Regions from separate parts of the Homo sapiens genome. Here region 1 is linked to region 2. Evidence: chromatin loops called from intact Hi-C (ENCODE). Cell type or tissue: PC-9. All regions are shown on one strand. Each heading gives the region's core, and the rest is flanking DNA. Links, peaks and the distances in the headings are about the cores only.

The links. Hi-C counts contacts between places; a loop is a spot of excess contacts. Peaks named below come from ENCODE experiments on the same cell type or tissue, not always from the same donor. Only the 100,000 strongest peaks of a DNase experiment are listed, where the experiment ranks them.
Region 1: a loop joins it to region 2, with 16 times the contacts of the local background. A loop is called at or near these places in 11 of 110 quality-filtered maps.

What each region holds. Positions count from the first base shown.
Region 1 is chr20:6,827,403-6,830,327 of GRCh38, forward strand. No RefSeq gene overlaps it. Among named protein-coding and RNA genes, the nearest start is that of BMP2, 61 kb to the left of the region's middle. In PC-9, for the core only: CTCF peaks have their summits at 1,573 (motif pointing right) and 1,772; no DNase peak of the experiment used is centred there.
Region 2 is chr20:8,721,237-8,724,161 of GRCh38, forward strand. PLCB1 (phospholipase C beta 1) reads left to right here. Exons shown (of 32, transcript NM_015192.4): 15 at 1,118-1,185. Among named protein-coding and RNA genes, the nearest start is that of RNU105B, 110 kb to the right of the region's middle. RefSeq lists silencers at 1-180, 1,182-1,231. In PC-9, for the core only: a CTCF peak has its summit at 1,283 (motif pointing left); no DNase peak of the experiment used is centred there.

The sequences.
Region 1 (2,925 bases), core at 256-2,755, 1.9 Mb before region 2:
AGCTACCTTAAGGAGAGGCCTGTGTGGCAAGGATCAACAGCCAGCAAGAAATGGAGGCCTGCCAACAGCTACACAAGTGGCCCCAGAAGTAGACCCTTTTTTCAATAGAGATGACAGTTGGCAATTGGCTATGATTCCAAAATTATGGGGATAAATTAGGAATGGAGAAATGGATTTAATAATCACTAGGGCCAGGTGTAGAGGCTCATGCCTGTAATCGTAGCACTTTTGGCATCCAAGTGAGGCAGATTGCTTGAGGCTAGGAGTTCAAGGCCAGCCTGGAAAGTATTGCAACACCCTGTCTCTACAAAAAATAAAAATAAAAATAAATAGGTGTGGTGGCAACTGCTTGTTGTCCTAATTACTAGGGAGGCTGAGGTGGAAGAATTGCTTCAGCCCGGAAGTTCGGGGCTGCAGTGAGCTGTGATCGCACCACTACACTCTACCCTGGGCTACAAAGTCAGACTCTGCTTCTAAAATAAAAAAAGAGAGAGAGAGAGAATATCTCAAATATAGGTAGCATTTAAAGCTGTGGAACTGGATGGGATAACCTAAATAAAATTTATTGAGAAGAGACAAGACCCAGGGCATGAATGAATGAAATGAATGAATGAAATATGAATATCTACATTAAAACACAATTCCCTTTAAAAATTAGAACACATAATGGGAATACATATAGGTGTTAAGTTGTCCATACTGGGAATATTCAATACTGGACATTACTACTGAAGAAAATTTCTTAAACTTCTTTATGATGTGACATTTATACACTGAGAGTGTGTGTTAAGGTTGCTGTGGGGACTTTAACTCTTGAACTTCCTGATACTTGGTGTATTTTCATTTTAAACCTTCCTATTCTATCACAATAAATTTACAAGTTAAACATGTATAGCTATGCACCGTGGCTTTGAATGTGTCTGAATTTCCAAGGAAACATGCACTATGGTATTGGCTATTTATGAGTGTGGAGAAATCTAAGGAAACGTATTTTCATTTCTTATTCCTCAGCAAATTACAGCTCGACATGGGCCTTTAAAAAATAGACTTGCTTTACTTCAAACAACTTGCTTACCTTGAGGTTTTCTGGGAACGTAGGGCTGTATACTTCTGAGAGCTCTTTCATAAATGATGGGATGTGCTGCAACCTCTCAGCTCCAGGCACCTTGAAACAGGCAGGGGGGTTTCTCTTTTGCCTTCCGTGTTTGCTTAAGGGAAACTAAAAGCAATCTTCTATTTGAGGTCAAGTTCTATTACACTGAAAACATTTAGTCTTCAACATACACGATTAAGATAGCACATCTGTAGTGGTCACGAGGATACATGCCCAACTTGCCCCATAGAAAGATAGTAAAGGAATCTCTTGTGTTGGTGGAATAATAGGACTGAAACATATTGAACTTCTTGAAGGGAAAGTATAAGTAGCATCCTCTTCTTTTGCTTTCTGGACACATATTTTCCCATCTCCAGAAAGACTGAGTCCCCAGGGAATAAAGACTATTGATGTGGCCTTAAGTTTGCAATTTGTGCTTCCCATAAAAATTCCTCCCCCAACTATGTATGTATGTCAATCATGATATGTCACCAGCAGGTGGCAACAGCGAGTGCAATAGAATGGAAAACCCCAGGTCAGAATCTCTGCAGATCACTAGGAAGGGTAGCATGCCAGTGTACACAGTGTATGCAGAAGGGAAATGACTGCTATTTATTTTTTTTTAAGTGCTTTACCACTCTGTCCTACCTCTCCAAGAGTCCATTTTCTTTCTTCCACAAAAATTGATTTAGACCAGAGGTCAATACTCTTATTAATCAGAGGGAGGTCCTTTTAATAGCCTGTAGGTCTTTTCCTCTACATCAGGGACAGGGAGGTTTGCCCTTGTTTGTTAAAGAGTTCTCATTTTCTGACTTGCCTGCCCCTATGGGCCTCTTAAAGCAACTCTGAAAACAAGTGGCAAAGAATAATTTTTTACTAGAAGACTTAGCAAGAGCCAACTAATTTGACCCATTAAGTGGGCTATCAGAAAGCTAGGAGGAGATGACAGGGGTTGTTTGCCAATATGAAAGAAAGAGAGATATCACTGTTTTTTTTTTCTTTTTTTTTCTTTGTTTGTTTGTTTGTTTGTTTTTTTGTTAAGCTGGCAGCTGCTGTAGTCGGATTCACTGGCATTGACTGCCACCTGGTTGGGGAGGAGTCCTATATCTTTGCAGATTCCATCTCAGAGATGAGACATTGTCCCCCTGTAATTGCCTTTGTGTAATTTCAGGACTAGCATCATGATAGATACTATATGGCAGAGCAGGCATGCTTGGGCTTGTCACATGTACAATGAGGGACTAGAGCTGTCTTTCAGGTCCAAGGAGCAAGGTTATTTGAGGAAAGCTCAGCTGGGAGTGAGTGTTCTTGAGGAAACATCTGCTCCATAGGGATGTAGACCCTTAGAAGAACATCCTTTGCAGGTTGTGCATGAGACAAGCCATAAATTAGTAGGATGAGCTCCCCCTGTAGTCTACTCTGAGTACAGAACTACCTTACAGACAATTCAGTTAGGCCTCAGACATCACAGTGCACCAAGGCAAATAAATCCACAAGTGGGAGGATATGCTTACAGGCACAGCCTTAGTGGGGGAACTGTGAAAATTATCCCTTCATGTTTCTCTGAAAGCAAGTGTATGAGCATTTTATGGAAACCTAGTGCCTCCCATCCCACTTGGAATCTGAATTGCTTGCAGTTTCCTGAGATGCCACTCCAGCCATCCATGAGGCCTGTTCTCACTTCACACATACTCTAAGACAAACGACTTGTCATATTATTGAGAAGATGGGAAACTATTTATATTACCACCTAAAGAAAGCGCATTATAAGAAATCAGGCTATGACTTTGGTTTTGCCGATAGCTGACATTTCAAATTCGGGCAAGTCACAA
Region 2 (2,925 bases), core at 233-2,732:
TAACTTTCAGAAGGCTGGCAGTGGGCAGGGGTGCAAGTTACTTCATTGTTGAACCATTATTGCCATCTATTGGGCTCATCGTGCTATTGCATTGTGTGAGCCCTGAAAGATAGTAGTTAAATCAATTTAGAACTTTCGAACCATTTAGAACAACCTCGCTGACTTTTTACTTGAAAATCTTTTTTATATAACGGATATTTCTGGGTCTGACTGAAGCCCATAGCTATGGAAGAATGTAATGCTTCATACTGATATGAATATTTAACCTAGCAGAAATGTCCATTAATTCTTCAGGGGAAAAACAATTCATTTAAATGAGTGTATATTGGCTACATATGAAGCTGAATTATTTCTGATGGAGTTAGATTTCCAATCATGCTGATATTTAAGGACTTACCCATGTTATCCTGCCCTCTTAAAAATAATATCAGCATTTTCTACGATATGCACTTCGTTGTGATGACAATACATCCATCAAATAAGCTTGCAGACAAATCATAGGATAAAGTTGGCCCTTCACGATTTTTATGTAGTGACTTTGCTGCCAAAGCCCCAGAGTTCCTGCCCCAGCTCCTAACTTCTTTGACTTCTGCAAGGTCCTCTCTGGCCTTGGGAAAAATGTCAACACAAGATCACTGAGCTATGTGCTGGCCACGCATTGCATGGAAGAGTCGCGGCTTGGGAAAGGAGGGAAAGATGAAGGAGGGATAGATAGTATATCTGTTTTCGGGGTCATAGAGACCCTGAGAGAGTGTTTGTATATCAAAATAGAATACATGTACCATAGAAAGCAAACTGTATTAAATGCCAGCAAACTGTTTTCAATGCCACGTGTTTAAAAACATATAGAGAAAAAATATTGACACGCATTTTTTAATAGAATTTTGAAATTTTAAGTGCTATTTATTAACAAATCCAGTTTAGGAAAAAATCTATATTCAAAATGTCAGTATAATTTTCTATAACGAATAAAATTTAAATCCTTGAAAAAAATAATTTTAAACAGCCCAACTTCCAAGGAAATCTGTAATTGATTTTAGGTAAAATATGTGTTACAAATGCTGTAAAGCTAAATGTTGAAATGGTGACATGATGATCTGTTATTAAAATTTGACAGGAGAAGCTGATACGGAAAGTGACGACGACGATGATGATGATGACTGTAAAAAATCTTCAATGGATGAGGTGGGTACTTAGGGCTTCTGGTCCCTAAGGCATTCCACCACCCTGTACTCTCCTGGGTCTGTCTCATGGTCACTTTCTGCCATCTAGTGGCAAAAAGTAGATTTGTGCCTTCCAATTGCCAGCTTCAATTTTTGAGGCAATTAAATGGCTTATGAAATGTTCCACAATCCGGAGAAGATATGGCGTTTAGAAAAATGATCAGAACTGTGACATTCATTGCATTGTTTTAATTTTGGAACACTAGAGCTACCTATTTATATAAACTTAGGCATCCCGAGTAACTTGATTAGCTCAAAAATATTAATTGCACAGAACCTAGAAGAGAATCAGAAGCAGATCAACTGGAATTTTAGAATTTTGTCTTACCAAAAGTTTATACTGAAACAATCTGGGCAACAGAGAGAGACCTCACGCCTTTAAAAAAACAAGTTAAAATGAAAGATAAAACACATCCAGGTGCAGTGGTGTACACCTGTAGTTCCAGCTACTAGGGAGGCTGAGGCAGGAGGATGGCTTGAGTCCAAAAATTTGAAGCTGCAGTGAGCTATGATCACACCACTGTGCTCCAGCTTAGAAAACAGAGCAAGACACTGTCTCTCTTTAAAAATACGTATTTTAAAGTTTATATTGAATCTGCTTTCAAATTTGTTAGATATGTTCTGTCTCAACGCTTGTAGCTCTACAATTTAGTAAAAATGAAACAAAAAATAAGCTGCTCTTACTTGATGTCCTTCCTCTTAGAATTATTTTTTAATGTCTAAAGTTTTGCTTAATTATGTTCCCTCACTACATTTCAATTTTTGATTTCCAGGAGGAAAACAGCTTACCATGTCTGGCAAAGTATATGTTCCTGAGAATGATTTCAATTGTGTATAATTTCTGATCAGTGATTCTAAATAATTTTTAAACTCTCTTACTAATTGGATAGTCCATTTGCAAATGAATGTTTCCCAGTTAACATTTGACCCAAATATTACTACCAGAATTTTTAAAAGAAACTCATCTCCATGCATTCTCTCTTCTAAAAATGTGAGACAATATTAGATCACTCTACAGAGGCCCATTTTGTGCCAACACTGCATTATTGGTTTTCTTTTTCATTAAAAACTCTATCAAAGTAATATGTCATAGCTAATAATAGCAAAAGCAACATGAGATTGTAGTACCACTTGCCAGGCACTGTTCTAAGCTCCTTCACATAAATTAACTTATTTTTTAATCAAAAACCCCTATATGCTGTAGGAACTGATTTTATCCTAATTTTACAAATGAGTCAAGTGAGGCACAGAGCAATTAAGTAAGTTGCCCAAGGTTGCCCGGTTTCTAACTAGTGGACTTGGGATTCGAAATCAGGCAGGCTGGCTCTAGAACGCGAGCCATTAATCCCTGCACTATGCTTTCCTGCTTGTCTAAGACACATCAGGAGCCAAGAAGGGAGGGAGGGAAGAATGTTGATGAAGGAAAGCAGTTGTTTACCCACCCCTGCCCATTTCCACAAAGCAATCTTTTTATTATTATTATCAATTTTCCCTTCATTTGGTGGTCACCTACCTAACAATTTTCTTATTGTACAGTGAATTCTTAATTTACGAATCCGATGAGAACACATGGACACATAAAGGGACATGGGGCCTACCTGCGGGTGGAGGTGGGAGGAGGGAGAGGATCAGGAAAAATAACTAATGGATGCCAGGCTTAATACCCGGGTGACAAAATAATCTGCACAACAAACCCCAGTGA